Linked DNA regions of Mus musculus: region 2 is linked to region 1. Evidence: chromatin contacts called from ENCODE POLR2A ChIA-PET data. All regions are on one chromosome and are shown on one strand. Each heading gives the region's core, a stretch centred on a gene start or an enhancer-like site at or near the end of the contact. The rest is flanking DNA. Distances are from core to core; before and after follow the strand shown. Region 1 holds the start of Slc27a1 (solute carrier family 27 (fatty acid transporter), member 1). Region 2 holds the start of Insl3 (insulin-like 3).

Region 1 (7,640 bases), core at 1,366-3,865:
GCAGGAAGCTCTTCTGGAAGCTGCAGATGGGAACCAGGCCACAGCTGGTGGATCTGTGAGGCAGGCCAGGTTCCGGCAACAATGTGGGCCTGTCAGGGCCCTTCCCTCCACCTTGCCTCTCATCAGCAGGCCCATGCCAGCAGGCAGGGATCCGGTGTTTTGTCCCTACTACATGTTCTGGCACCCAGGTTGGCAGCTGCCCAAGCCACCCCCACACCGAGTACAAAGACACCTCTGTCCAGCCTGGCCCTTCCCAGGGCCTCTCCCGCCCCCAGCTTCTTTCATCCAGAGCCCCAGAACTCAAGCCTGCAGCAAAGTCCCTTGAGAGACTCGGCAGGGTTTGGCAGATGCTCCTGTACAGCAGGTGAACTGGACACAGCAGGGCGGGGATGTCCAGCACTGGAAGGCCGAGGCAAGAGAGTTGAGAGTTTAAAGCCATCTTGGGCTCTGGGGAGATCCAGGTTCAAAAACATTAACAACAACAACAAAAGACAAGGAGGGCTCAGCAGTTAAAAGTGCTGGCTACTCTTCTGAGGACCGGGGTTCAATCCCCAGCACCCACAGGGCAGCTCACAACTCTCAGTGACTCCAATTCCAAAGGATCTGACACCCTCACTCAGACATACATGCAGGAAAAACACCAACACATATGAAATAAAAATAATTTAAAAAAAAAACCAACAAAACAAAACAACAAAGACAATGAGAAAAGACAATTCCAAAAGTGAAGGCTGTTCACAGCAGCCAGCCAGGTTTGCAGTCACACTGCCACACCTGCCAATGGCCTCCTGTCATACTGGGTGAGTTATACACCCATGCTCTGCTTTCTTCTGCTCATTAAAACATATGTGAGAGCTTGTATGTGTGTATGTGCACACATGGGCACAGGAGCCTGCAGTGGACAGAAGATGGCGGCAGATGACCTGGAACTAGAGCTTGGTAGTGAGCCAGACCCAGGCCCTCTGGAATAGCATCAAGCCTTCTAGGTGCTGAGCCATCTCAACAAGTGGACTACACTCATTTTAACACTGCCACTGGCCCGTTAATCCCAGAGCCTGAGGCAGGAGGATCTCAAGTTCCAGACCAGCCTGGGAAAGAAAGACAAGACAGAGGAATGGGGAGAAAGACAAAAAAGAGAAAAGGAAGAAATGGGAAACTGAATTTCATGAAAGCCTGTCTCCCAAGGTAAAGCAAAGACTGAGCCTGGGCTCAGTGGGCAGAATGCAAAAGTCCTGTGCTACACCCTGGCACAGCAGCAACCTCATGTGTCACCCTAGTACAGGGGAGATAAAGGGAGAGGATCGGGAGTTCCAGGACAGCCTGGGCTCCATGAAGAGTTCCAGGCCAGCCTGGGCTACATGAGAGCCCATTTCCCAAAACAAGACCTGGAGTCCTTGGGAGCGACTGTCACTCCTCACAGTGTCATCTCTGACCACATGACTAATTTGCTTCAAATGAAGTTTCTTTGCTTCTTTAGGAGAAGAAAAAACAGAAAGAAAGAGAGAAAGAAAGAGAGAAAGGAAGAAAGAAAGTCAATCCAGGAAGCAAAGGCAGGTGAGAACCACTAAAAAAAAGAAAAGAAAAAAAGAAAGAAAAAAAGAAAGCTCAGAGCCAGTAAGTCTGTGACCCCCCATTCCACACCATTCTGCTCTGCCCCCACCCCCATAAACCTGTTTCCTCACTCTTAACGATGCCCAGTCTGCCTCCCTGAAGATCTGTGAAGGCACCCAGATGGTCCCACAAGGGTTGACCTGAGACTTTGAATTCCATCAACACTAAGGTTACCCCAGAAGCCTCCATGTTCCCTGCACACCCTGACTCCTCAGAGACGCTGTGCATACACTGTGCATACATAGAGACCGTCCCACCGACCCTGAATAATAGTCAAAGTTCCACACTCACATGTTATCTGAGGGGCCAACACTACAGATTCTTTAGACACCCTAGTCCTGTAGATTCCGCAAGATGCTCCTTCACCCCAAACCTGTTCATTCCAAGAATCTGGACAGTGGGTCACCCCACTAATCCCACAGAAGCCTCTCACAGTCTACACCACGCCACCGGAACCCCTAGTACTCTCAATACCCACCAGCTACCCACTCTAACGGTGGCAAACGACCACCCTAACAATTCCCCCCAGAGTTCTGTCTTCTGCAGGACCCTGCAGAGCCCTCCAGTCAGTCATTCCACCTTCTGGCCCCAGCCCAGACAATAAAACCAAATTCAGGCCATAAGGGGACCCTCACACCACCCTGCAAGACTCTAGCTCGCCCGAGGGCCATGCATCCACGACCCCTAAATTTCAACTCCATCTACTTACAAGAGGTCTCGCCTCGCCGTCTTGCAGACGATACGCAGAAAGCGCCAGCCGCCGCCACCCACGTACACACAGAACGCCGCCGCCGCGCTCCAGGTCCACGGAAGTCCCAGAAACCAAAGCAGCGCCAGTGAGGCCACAGAGGCTGTTCCTGCTCCAGGAGCCCGCATCCTGCGGAGCACACAGCTGAGACCGCAGGTACCGCCTCCCACCTAGTCCTGATCCCGCCCAGGTCACGTCACAGACCCTGGCCGCGTTCTTTTTCCACACTGTAGCCTAAACCCAAACGCTTTTACTACAAGCCTGGCCCCGCCCCCAGCGTGTACCTTAGTATCAGGTCCCGCCCCGCCGCCGCTGAGCTAAGCACCAAGAAAGCCAAATCCAACCAGTTTACTTAACATTGACCGCCTCAAGGCCTGGGATTGGCTACTTCCATATCAATCTTTATCCTCCGCCCATCAAAGCCAGACCTCCCCCCTTCCCCAAGCACTGACCACGTGGCTAGACACCCCCACGGTCAAGCTCCACCCTTGAGCTTCAGCCCTCCAAGCCTGGGGTCGCCTAGTAACCCGCACACACCTAGGCCCTTCGCAGCCAATGGTCCAGGCCATGCCCTAATGTCGCCTCATCCCTCCTCTGTGTCTCAAAATTCACTTGTTATCCTCATGCTTATCCGGCCTCAGAGGCTGGGTGTTCCTACAAGGACAGCCTCCATCATCCCCCTCATCATTAGGCCACGCCCCAACTGAGGCCTCTTTCTCCGCCCACATTGGGAGCCTCAAATCAAAGTCCGGCAACCTGATCGAGGCTCCTCCTCCAGATGAAGGCCTGTGACCCCACCCCCCTAGCTCACAGGTGATCACTCTACCCTCAAATCCCTCCCTACAGGTGAAGCCTTTGACCCCGCCCTCAGCAGTCCCAACATTCCGCCCCCATCCGCACCTCCGCACTGACCCGGGCTACGCGCCAGGTGATGCCTATGGCTCCGCCCACAGGCGCGGGCCCGCCCACAGTCCCGAGACTATCTGGCATTCGGGACCCAGATTCTACCTGAGCCTCCCGCGTTGCCTCCAGGCTTCGACAGTCACTGTTCACAGAGAGGCCCGGTCCGTGCGGCCCACCTAGTCCCGCCCCAAACCTTCCAATCCGCGGCCAAAAGCTCTCAGCCCCTCAACCCGGCTCCGCACCGGCCGACCCCCTTCCGGAAGGCTTAGGCCATCGAGAAGAACCGCGGGCCAGAGAGCCCGCAACCCAACGAGACTCTCAAGCTAGAGCGGCTAGCCCAGGGTACCTACGAGTCTCCACGGCAACCAAGCGGTGAAAACAAGCAGGTGCTGAAGGCGGGGCTATGGCTCCAGGGGTGTGGCTCCGTCCCGCTAAATCCCAGAAAGTCTGCAAGATCCCCATCCCTGCGCCCATGACCCACTCCCGCCCAGCGCCTGCCTGTGCTGGAGCTTGCCTGATCCAGCTTGTCCTAGATCCAAGCCCCGAGGCTTCTCAGCATTCCAGACTCCGAGAAAGTCGAAATTCACACCCGGGGGTGGAGAGAGCTGCAAAGGCAGCTCTTTGAGATAAGGAGCCCCCAAATCCCAATTCTACCTCCCAAACCTTAACAAGTCACATCCCATTACCCCAGGGCTCACATCAGCTCCCATCCTCCCTCGACATGACCCTTTCTTGCACGCCAGGAGCACCCCCAAGAGACCGTAATGCACCCCAGAATCTCTTGTTGCTCCCCAAAGGCAAGAGCCCCCTCAAGCCATGTTAGCATTCCAGAATCCTAAGCGCCTATCCAGAGGCGCCCCAATCCCTAGCCTCTTGCTGGGGTGCCCCCACCCTTGCTGTCAAGATGACCTTCTGAGGCTTACAGATCCCTGGCCCTTGCTGCTCCCTCGCAGGTTCTCACAGAAGTCTGGACTGGGAAGTTCTGAGCTCAGGCCTAGCTGGTGGGTCCCTTCAGGGGATGAGCCCTTTGCAGAGTCCTGGGCGCTTCTCACAGCGCCCCTGAGTGCCTCTACCCTGTCCCTCCCTCCCAACCACCCTCCCACACCCCCCTGCCCACCCTGCGGACTAGCTTGTTTTCTGTCCCGCTTGGCCGACCTTCCCACAGCTCTCCTTGGGAAGAAGCCAGCCAGGGCCTGCTTCCAGCGCCACTCGAAGGCCAAGGCTGGGCAAGTGCGGCCCCACCCCCACCCGCAGCTGCCATTGGTCTCAGAGAGGTGGGTGGGATGGGGGTGGTGGTGGTGATGAAGATCTCGGCCCAGCCAGCCAGGGGTCAACAAGAACCCTCTAGACCAGCCCTCTCCCCCTCTACCCCAGTTTTACAGGTAAAGACACTGAATGCTGCAGCCGTCCCCCCCAGCTGGGATTCAGCCCTGCTGCCTGCCCTCCTACTTGCTCACTGCCTCCTCCTGTTTCGATGTTCCTGGAACATCTCCTGTGCCCTTTGCCCCACTTCCTCCTCTCCCCAGCTTGTGCCCTCTACTCCCTTCCTCTTTCTTCGCACCCCCCCCCTTCTCCTAGTTTATAGAGTGCTAAGTTTAAGCTCTTAGGCTTAGGTTTAGGGCTCTTGACCCCTCATCAGATTCTCTGCACCTGCTCCCCATCCTTGCTCCCCAAAATCTGAAAGGTTGATGGCAGGCTGACTAGCTGGCTCTGCAGGTAAAGGCAATTGCTGCCAAATCTGAGGACTTCTGCTTGAACCCCAGGACCCACATGGTGAAAGAGAACTCCCAAGAGTTGTTTTCTGACTTCCACACACAGCACATCATACGTTTGCACACACATATGTACATACATACAAAGAAATGAAAATAAAGGCTGGTGGCTTGCCTCTGAGCCCCATTTTAGGAAGAGGGAGGAAGAGGCTTGTGAGGCTGAGGAGGCCTGAGCTATAAAGCTAGACCGTTCCTGACTGGGAAAGCTGAAGGTGTGGAAGAAGAGCCGCACTTGGTAGAATGCTTGCCCAGAAAGCAGGAAATCCTGGGGTCCTGCCTTTGCCTCATAAACAAGGCAGGGGTGGGAACTCCAAGGTCAACACTGGCTGCATAGCAAGTGGAGATTGCAGCGGGACACAGAGACCTGGGAGATGGAAGGAAGGCTCCTGTACTGACACCTTTAAAGCTAGCACAGTCAGTGCTCGTGACTAACCCCAGAGCTGACACTCGAGCAGAGTGGCCTTTATCATCTGCTTGAAACTGATGGAGATAGCTGAGCATGCCCAGGACTGAAGAGAGGGCTCAGCTGGTAAAGGCGCTTGCCGCCAAGCCTGGTGACCTGAGTTCAATGCCCAGGATGTAAGTGAAAGCAGAAAACCAATGCCAGCATGTTTTCCTCTCCTCACCATAAGAGCATTGTGCATGTGTGACCTCCTACCATAAACATGTTAAAACAGTGGGACATGCTCAGGGATGGGAGTCCACAGGACCTTGCTTTGGAAATGACACCTGTGTTCCTTCCTGTGGCAGAAAATGAACGTTTCTGCAGTCTTCTGCTCTCCTCTGTGCCTGCTCTGTCTTTGCAGACACCAGGATTCACACCCTAGTACAGCAGGAGGGTCAGGGTCAACCTTGGCTACATAGGGAATCTGAGGAGAGCATGGGCTACAAGAAATCCTCTCTCGAAGACAAGGCCTGACAGTACTAGTGCACGCCTATAATCTGAGCACTTGGGAGCCAGAGGCAGGTGGATCTCTGAATTCAAGGTCAGCCCAGGTTACAGAGTGAGTTCCGGGACAGCCAGGGCTACACGGAGACCCTATCTCCAACAACAACAACAACAAAAATAAAAACAAAAGTTCTTTAAGTTGTATGGGAGCATGTCCAACTTCCTTGAGCACAACTACCTTGAGTGACACACCTTGAAAGTAAGGGGACACACTTACTGGAGTTTATTGTTTTGTTTTATTCTCTGTTGTGGACAGCGGAAGCCAGGCCCTGAGCCATGCCTCCTCCTCACTGGGGTATTCTAGGCAGGGGCCCCAGTTGCAGCAGTGCCCCAGTTCCTCTCTTTTTTTTTTTTTTTTTTTTTTTTGACATATCTCAGGATGTCCTGGGTCTTGCAGTGATCCTTCTGCCACAGTGCTGGGCTCAGACTCTGTTTTGTTAGTATCTTGCAGTAGTGTGGCTCTGTTGAAGGTTCATGAGGCCTCCCTCCCCCAACCCCCAATTCTGGCTCTGTAGAGGTCAGCAGGAGGATCTAACCAGGCTAATCTGGTTTCTGAGGGTATTATTCTTGGGGGCCCTGAGAATCAGCAGGCTCCAGGCCACATCGGATCCCTCTCTGGGTCCCCAGCTCCTTGCATACTGCTACCATGGCATCTCTCTTCTCTGGACGCATCTTGATCAGGAACAACAGCGACCAGGATGAAGTGGAGACAGAGGCAGAGCTGAGCCGTAGGTTAGAGAATCGTCTGGTGTTGCTGTTCTTCGGCGCCGGCGCCTGTCCCCAGTGCCAGGCCTTTGCCCCAGTCCTCAAAGACTTCTTCGTGCGGCTCACTGACGAGTTCTACGTGCTGCGGGCAGCACAGCTGGCCCTGGTCTATGTGTCCCAGGACCCTACAGAGGAGCAACAGGACCTCTTCCTCAGGGACATGCCTGAAAAATGGCTCTTCCTGCCGTTCCATGATGAACTGAGGAGGTGAGGCCCCAGGGAAGACCAGGGAGGGCTTCCTGGAGAAGGCATTTCCCTGGAGGTTTACTGTCCTGGTACTACTTGTGCATAAAGAGGTATTCCTCCACCACCACCCACAGGGGAAAAAAAAAGAGGTGTTCCATCCCTCTTCCATCACAGCCCAATGAAGCAGACAGATAGGAAGTAAAGGCTCAGAAAAACACAGGTAGTCTCACAGGCCTGCCATCCTAATACTTGGAAATGAGACAAGAGGATTGCTACAAGCTCAAGGCTAGATCTAAAAACAAGAGGTGGGGACTGTAGCTCAGTTCCTGGAGTGCTGGTCCTGAATCCCCAGCATTGCATAAACCCACATGGGGTGCATACCTGCAATCTCAACCCAAGGAAGGCATAACTATCAGGAGTTTGAGGCTAACCTGGACTACATAGGGTGGCCCTGCCTCCAAATCAATAAAATCCCTGAGAAAAGTAAAAATAAGACAGGAGACCCCATCGCAGAAGCTGTAGGGCTCCAGGGGCACAGCTTTGAAGAGAGTCTCAAAGCTGGCCCCACAGCACCCTGGAAAGGAGAATTTAGTCATTCCTGGGGCTTCAGGGAGACACCTGCAGGGAGGATGGGAGCCATTGTAGGTAAGAGTGTCAGGGGGAGGAGGAGGAGTCATACTGTGCTGCGGCTCATAGAGGACTCTAG
Region 2 (7,640 bases), core at 1,610-4,109, 120 kb before region 1:
TTTAATTTTATCTATTTAGGAAGGGAGCCAGGTCCTGTCTTCCTCTCTGTTTGGGTCCTGGGACTTGAACTCAAATCTTCAGGCTTGGCAGCAAGTGCCTCCATTAACTGAGTCATCTCGCCAGTGCCTTTTTAGTTTTCAGCACTACTCATGTTTTAACACCGGCTGCTCTACCCCACCTCTCTTTGACCTTCAATATTAACTCATTGCAACATGTTCACATCTACAGCATGGCTGTATGTGGCTCCTGCCTCCCCTTGCTCCCTTCCCTGTAGCTACTTTGTGGGTTCTTTTTCTTCCAAAATTGCAACCCCTCCCCAACACCAGACAGGAGAGAAAAAAGTATAGAGGAAAGAAAAGAGATTACCCAATAAAGTCTCAGCGCTTGGAAAGGTGGTAATGTTACTTTTAGACCTGCTGTTACTGTTAATCCTGCTGATTCCTTGGGGCAAGTTTTGATCTTCCCTGTCAAAATATCTAGTTTTTTCTTGTCCTTGTTTCTTCTTCGAGGATGACTACTTAGCAAACCTCCACTAACAAGAACAACCCACCCTCTGGGTCCCTAGCATTTATAAACCCTCTAATGAGTCCCCAGAATTCCAAACATCACACAATTGCAGAAGCTGCAAAATCGCATCTGCTATAGCACAAAGCAATGCATAGTCAGGTGCTGGGGACTGGCAGAAGCATTCCCACACCCCATACCTGGGATCAAAATGAGAACACTTTCCTATAAGATTTCTGGTTACTTGTTTGTTTGTTTTTGTTTATTCAAGACATGGTTTCTCTGTGTAGCCCTGGCTGTCTTGGAACTCACTTTGTAGACCAGGCTGGCCTTGAACTCAAAAATCCACCTGCCTCTGCCTCCTGAGTACTGGGATTAAAAGTGTACACCACCACCGCCCGGTAATATTTCTGTTTTTTAAAAGAAACCCGAATTCTCATTATGCTCCCCCATTCACTTTTGAGGTTCTTTCCCAAAAGACATGGTGGATACCTTGTAGTGAATCTCAGCGCATCTCTGCTCTCCCCAGCCCAGCTCTCGCACCCTTCATAGCTCCTGAAACCTCAGCTGTAGAACAGGGAACCTTCCAGACCAATCTGGTCTCCCCACCTGGCTGCCTCAGCCCTGGTTGAGCTCAGTTCTGATCCTACACTGCCTACCACCTTGTAGTTATTTTGTTTGTTTGTTTTTCTTTAGACACAGGGTCTCATTTGTCCAGGCTGGCCTTGATAGCCAAGGCTGACCCTTAGAGCCAAGAATGATCTTAAACTCCTAATCCCCTTGCCTCCACCTCACCAGCCTAGGATAACATTGTACAACATACCTGGTGTGTTTGGTGCTTCAGGAGTGCTTGTACTGTCTATTGTGCACCTACTGTGTACTTCACAGCCTTGTAAAGAGCTCCTGACACGCCTTGGTTGCCCCAGTAGATCCTGGTGGTGCCTCCGGTCTGGTCTGTGTGTGACCAGAGCAGAGTCACATCCTCCTGCCCCCCCCTCCTTGTTGCTTTTCCCAGGGGGGAAAAAAAGTATGAAGTTGCTTTTTTATTTAGACTTTTTGGGACACAGGGAGGAGGTGGGCACAGGTCATGATGGGGCTTCTTGGGGACAGGGCCTGTGGTCCTTGCTTACTGCGATCTATGAATAAACTAGGGATCCTCCAAGGCAAACTGGATTGTTGCAATGACATAGCCAGGAGGTGGGGAGCAATTAAGGACGCACCGCCTGAGCCCTGTGCCCCTTCAGTGGGGACACAGACCCAACAGGTCTTGCTGGGTGCAGCCAGTAAGACAGCAGCGGTGCACAGCGTTGGTGGCGGCACTGCGGCGCTGGCGCTGAGAAGCCTGGAGAGGAAGCTGCGGGTCTAGCGCTGGGTCCACGTCGGCCACCAGCGCGTGCAGGAGATGTCTCTGCTCTAGCCACTGCAGCAGCTCCCCTGGAACAGAAGTCAGCTTAAGTCCCTCCCCCACACCGGCCAGAGACATAGGAGCACACATAGAGCGCCTGCTGAATACCATGTAACTCTCACCTGGTGCCACACTCACCTCCCAACTGCGTGTGCCCATATACCTCCTGTGCACCCCAGTTTGTGGCCATGGAAGGGTGAGAGTCCCTAGAACTGCACGCAGTCCCGGGTTCGCCCTGTGAACCCCTGGACGGCACTCTCTGTTTCAGGAGGGGACCATACATTCCTACAATCGCCACCCACGGCTGTGCACAGGGACACAGGGACCTCTGTCCTCTTCCGTCCTCTGGGCCTGGAGGTAGAGTTCCTGCCCAGAATCCCCAGAAAGGGCCATATCCCAGTGACCCCAGAACTGCCGAGGCAGGAGGATTCCGCGACTTTGAAATGACTTTAGGTTGACTCTAATAAGAGTCTGTCTTTAATAAATAATAAACCGAGTGGTGGCTTATAAACCGAGTGGTGGCTTATGCCAGTCAGCTAAGTACTCAAGCCTAAGTAAGGCAAACAGCTCAGCTTGACTACATTGTAAGTTTGAATCCAGCCTGGTCCACATGAGACCCCCGTCCCAAAAATCCAAAAATAGGGAAAAATTAAAATCTAAAAATCCATGAGGACTCCAGTCTTTGCTATCAGGAGGGGGCGCCACCGTGCCAGCGTCTCCCCCTCGGTTATCCACGCGTGTCCAACCGCCCCGCTTGTCCCCACTCACGGTCCCGGGTCTCCACAGGCTGCGTGGCCTCGGGCGACCAGCGTGGGCCGCCGCACACCCGCACCAGCGTGCGCACCAGGTGGTGGCCGCAGAGCTTGGCGCGTGCCTCGGGGGGCTGCGGGGAGCGCAGCGCGGACCCCAGAGCCAGGAGCATCAGTAGCAGCGGCGCGCGCATGGTGGCAGGAGGCAGTGGGCAGGGATGCTCCTTATAACTGCCTCGCGCCGCCCATGGGCCTTGGCGGGAACACAGGCAAGCAGCACCCAAAAGGTCGAGGCTCGAGTCACGGTCAGGGGCTGTGTGTCCAGCTTGGGACCTTGAAGTCCTCTCCCAGGTGCGGCGCTGTGCCAGGAGCCGCTCCCCAACATTTAAAACAAGCCAAGCGCCCCTTTGTAAGGGTGAAGCCCACATGTCTTACTAGCACTGAAAAAGTTGAGGCAGGAGAATTGCTGTGAGTTGGAGGCAGTTTAGGTTGTAAAGGAGGTGGGAGGAGGTATTTATGACTTGGTTTTGTCAAAGAGGGAAATTAAGGCTGGAAGACAGAAGGATAAGTCTAAATGGTTCCTTTCCTGTTTCACCACCTCCGGACTGTTCTGGGTGACGGCAGGCACTGTCCTGGGGTGCACAGGGCTGGCTCAGTCTAGCTCCAGCCTTGGCCTCTGCCCCTAGAACCGCCTCTGCCCGGAACCAGTTCCCCTGGCGAGCCAAGGACCACAGCTGAGCAGGAGGGGATGGGGTGTCCTTGGGATCTGGCCAAGACCTCTACTCTCCCAGATGTGCCTCCCTCCAGCCCCACACTTGTCCCCCCAGCCTATACCACACCCTGTAAGCCAGCTCTTCTACACCCCCAACTCCAGTCACAAACCATCTTTTCTATTGAATTCATTCAACAAACACTCACAGAACCCAGACTGTCAGGAGGTCAGGCTAAGGCTTTCACAGCCCCTAAAAGCCCACAGTCAGGGGAGCAAGGGACTGGGCACAGACCTGGAGTCAAGAGAGGGTTTGGGGGTCTGGGTGGGTTTCTGGCCAAGACTAGGGTGCTGCTGGGACATGGGGTTCTGAGTTTTGCAGAAGGCAGACGTGCCAGTAAGGCATTTCCAGAGGTGCTGACAACCGCGCAGAGCCTGGGGTCACATATTTAATATCCCCATTCTGGGAAGAAAGAATGATGGGAAGGAGTGGCCAGAGGGGATAAGGGGGTGATGGGGCCCAGAAAGGGACAGTTTCCTGCCTGAGGTCACACAGCCAGATCATAGGAACCAAGCTCACTCTCGCCCCTGGCTGCTATCCGGGTCTTCCACGCCACAGCGCGTCCAGCTGGGGGCTCAGGGTGCCGAAGGCTGGCCGGTCGTGCGGGCTGGGCGCCCAGCACAGCTGCATGAGCTCCTGAACCTGGTGGTGGGAAGCAAGGTGGGGGGTGCCTGAGCTGAGAGGCGTGGTTTCCACTCAGTTTAATGGCCCCCTACTCTTCTCCACAGCTCTCCATGGCTCCTTATGGATCTCTGAACAGAAACTAAGTTTGCCTGTGGCAACACTCCTGCCCTGGCCTGCAGATGGCTAGGGTGACAGGCACACATCCCCCATCTCGCCGCACATCTGCTTCTCTTACTCCACCCCAGCCCACAGCCATGTCTCCTACTGGGAATGACCTCTCCTGGCTCCTCCAATAGGCGCCATTCACTCCTGGAAGCGGCTGCGCCTCCCTTCCCCAACCCCCATCCCCCGAATTATCATGACACAGGGTGCGTGCTTGCCTAGCATGAGTAAGACCCTGGCTTCAAATCTCAGCACTGTAAAAAATAAATAAGTAAATAATAAAAGAAAAATTGAAATATGGAGTTGGGGGGTGGTTGTGGTGGCACATACATTTGTCTTCTCAGTCCAGGAGAAACTGAGGCAGGAGGATGTCGAGTTCCAGGCCAGACAAGGCTACATAGCAAGACCTTGCCTCAACAAAAGTGAAAACCACATTTCTGAAGCCCTTGAAGCTGAGCGTCCCTCATCCTGTAAAGTATTCCCAGTCAGGCACCGCTGCTGTCAATCAAGAATTGAAACTGAGAAACTTGAGTCCTCCTTCCTCACCTCGGTGGGGCAGGTGGGAGGTGGTGGGAGGCGTCGGCCCTCTGCCAGCAGCTCCAGGAGGCGGCAGAGCGGGGGTCCTTCACGCTCAGGCCCCATCATGCTCAGGAACTCCTGTGGGAGAGGAGCAAGTTAGGGCAGGACTGTTAGGGTCAGGAAGGGGGCTGACGTCATGAGGAAGGGCTGGGGGTCAGGGGAAGGGCTGGGGTCAAGAAGGGATCTGGAGATGAGGAGGAAGGGCTGGGATTCCGGAGGGAGGACTGAGGTCAGGAGATGATCTGGAGGTCAGGAGGAAGGGCTGGGGTCAGGATAGGGGCTAGAGGTCAGGAGGGGATTTGGAGATCAAGAGGGAGGACCGAGGGATGGGGCAGGCGACGCACAGCGGATGGGCTGCAGCTCTTGTCGCAGTAGGTGAAGAGCTCGTACAACACCACTCCGAAGCTCCACACGTCAGATTGGCGGGAGAAGATGTTGTCAGATAGGGACTCCGGGGCATACCTGAGAGCCGGACAGAGGTGTGGTGTGGCCAGTGAGGAGAGTGGGCAGGGTGTGAAACAGTGGCCTGGGGAGGGAGTCGTCAATGTGAAGTATGGCCAGTCTGGGGTGAGGAAAGGGGCGTGAACAGGAGACTTCCTACTAGCACGGCCCCCAGAAGGCGACTCAGAGGCTGTCTGGTGACCTGTGGGCGTGGCCAGGCTGAGAGAGGGACTCTAAGTGTTAAGGACGGGGCTTTGAGTGGGTCAGCATTGGATGACAGGCAGCTGGAAAAGTGCCTGGGCAGATAGGCGTAAATGTCATAAGGGGAGGAGCCAGCGACGGGAAAGCAGAGTAAGATGGACGGAGAAGTAGAAGACGCTAAGAGGGGCGGACCCCATAGAGCGTGAAAGGCAGGGCCCTGCGGAGGGACGGAGCTAGAAAAGAGACCTGTGACGGGCTTTGCAGACTGGTCAAGGAGGATGGAGCCAGAACAATGGGGGGCGTGGCTAAACCGAGTGGAGCATCACTCTGTGGGGTGGGTGGGGTAGTCCTGACTAAGTTGAGAGGGGTACATCTGTAGAGTTGTGAGCATGGCTTCGTGGATCGTGGCTATAGGGCTGACCCTGCTGTGGGCAAGGCCTTTGCGAGGGCAAAGCTACTGAGGTGGAGCTGGGTCTGGACCGGTTTAAGGCTGTAGAGTGCGGGAGTTGGGGCTCAGTGGGCGTGACGTCTGGAGTCTTGGTCTTGTACCAAAAGATGGGGCTTTGGCCAGGCTCGCGGACCACGTAGTAGTCCTTTCCCAGGGGCAGCAGCTTAGCGAGGCCGAAGTCCGCGATCTTCACATGAGCCTCGCTCTCCACCAAGATGTTGCGCGCAGCCAGGTCACGGTGTACGCAGCGGCGCGCACCCAGGTACTCCATGCCCTGCAGAGAGCCATGATAGCACGTGGGCCCGGGATCCCGGACCCCAGAGACCCCATCCCGATCTCCGCGATGCTCGCACCTTGCAGATCTGCCAAGCGAACAGCAGTAGGCGGTCGGTGTGCAGGCGCGCGCGATGGCGCTGCAGGAAGTCTCGCAGGCAGCCGCTGGGCAGGTACTCCATCACCAACCGCAGGCTCTGGCGACCTGCGAACAGCGACAGTAGCTCTCGAGCACCTTCTACTGGGTGTATTGATTCGTTCAACCTCCAGCTATAGAAGCTGGGATTCATGGGAGTTAACGACCTTGTTCAACAGGGCCCTACTGGGAAAGGGTAGAAGCGGGACTCGAACCCGTTCCCGAGATGCTGCTGCCGCTCACCTGGCCCATAGCTGACTCCCCGGTACTTGACGATGAAGTCGCTGTGCAGAGCCTTAAGGATCTGAATCTCCCGCTGGAAGTCCCTCTGCTGGTCTGGCCCGCTGTGCTGTAGCTGTTTCACTGCCACCAGGGGTCCCGTATTGTCCCCCAGGGGGTCATAGCGGCACAGCTCCACGCTGCCAAAGTTGCCCTGTGGGAGGATGAGAGGGCAGTGTCCACCTGACCCATCCACCCACCCACGTTCCTCCCCCACATGCCCGCCCACTCACCTTGCCCAGCAAAGAGATGTACTTAAGGTGTCTCTCCTCGAATATGGCGGGGTCCTGGCAGGCATAGAGCTGGGCGCCACCGCACAGCTCATCTCGAGGACTCGGGATGCCAGGTGTGGGGTCTGAGAGGAGCTCGTAATCTAGGGCGGGGATCACGTGAGGAAGTGGGGTAAGTGGTAAGTCTCTGCCTCAATCCCAAACTGAATTGGTGTGTAAACTCCACCTGAACCTTGCTCTCTCTGTGCGTTATGAGACGCCCACAAGTACTTAATGGGGAATGAGAACGACCACTGTCCGGGCAAAGGCACACTCTGTGGGACCCCAACGGCTACAGACAAAAGGGGACCCGAGAGACAGAGCCATGCAGTGACGCCAGTCTGTGACTTGGATACCCTCAGATGAGAACATCTTGTCGACAAAATTTAAGAATAACAAAATAAAACCAAATCCCAGCACCCATGATGGTGAAGCAGGGAGAAATCCAGCCTGAGATGCTAGTTTGGGCTACATTGTAAAACACCAACCTGGGCTACACTGCAAAACAAATGCAGATCGGGTCTTAGGTTTGTTGCAGCAGCTGTCTTAGTTCACGCTGACTGCTAGAACCAGCAAACTTCCTGGACCCAGCTCAGGGACCCTCTCCGCCCCTGCCGCCCCCCCCTCTCCGGCACCTGATGTAATGAGGCCGTTGAGGTCTCTGAGGATAGCTCGGAAGGAGGGGCGCCGGCCAGGATCATAGGCCATGCACTGTGTGATAAGTCCCGCCAGTTCTGTCCATTTGAGAGCGGGCAGCTGTCCCTGGTCCTCATAGAACTTCAGCTTCTAAGGGACGAGG

The links. ChIA-PET counts read pairs that join two places held with the same protein, here RNA polymerase II (POLR2A).
Region 2: POLR2A ChIA-PET joins it to region 1 with 16 read pairs in embryonic stem cell. The contact joins the promoter of Insl3 here to the promoter of Slc27a1 in region 1. POLR2A ChIA-PET finds 5 or more read pairs at or near these places in 4 of 5 experiments (Patski and embryonic stem cell).

The regions. Positions count from the first base shown.
Region 1 is chr8:71,565,569-71,573,208 of GRCm38, reverse strand. Slc27a1 (solute carrier family 27 (fatty acid transporter), member 1) reads right to left here and starts at 2,615. Exons shown (of 12, transcript NM_001357182.1): 1 at 2,321-2,615. The coding sequence starts at 2,487. It overlaps Nxnl1 (nucleoredoxin-like 1), which reads left to right and starts at 6,560. Exons shown (of 2, transcript NM_145598.2): 1 at 6,560-6,955. The coding sequence starts at 6,630.
Region 2 is chr8:71,684,471-71,692,110 of GRCm38, reverse strand. It overlaps Insl3 (insulin-like 3), which reads right to left and starts at 2,859. Exons shown (of 2, transcript NM_013564.7): 1 at 2,679-2,859; 2 at 1,534-1,939. The coding sequence starts at 2,853. The coding sequence ends at 1,746. It overlaps Jak3 (Janus kinase 3), which reads right to left. Exons shown (of 25, transcript NM_010589.6): 17 at 7,477-7,627; 18 at 6,806-6,945; 19 at 6,537-6,726; 20 at 6,238-6,362; 21 at 5,986-6,158; 22 at 5,139-5,256; 23 at 4,762-4,872; 24 at 3,949-4,071; 25 at 1,534-1,939. The coding sequence ends at 3,964. It overlaps B3gnt3 (UDP-GlcNAc:betaGal beta-1,3-N-acetylglucosaminyltransferase 3), which reads left to right. Exons shown (of 3, transcript NM_028189.3): 3 at 1-392.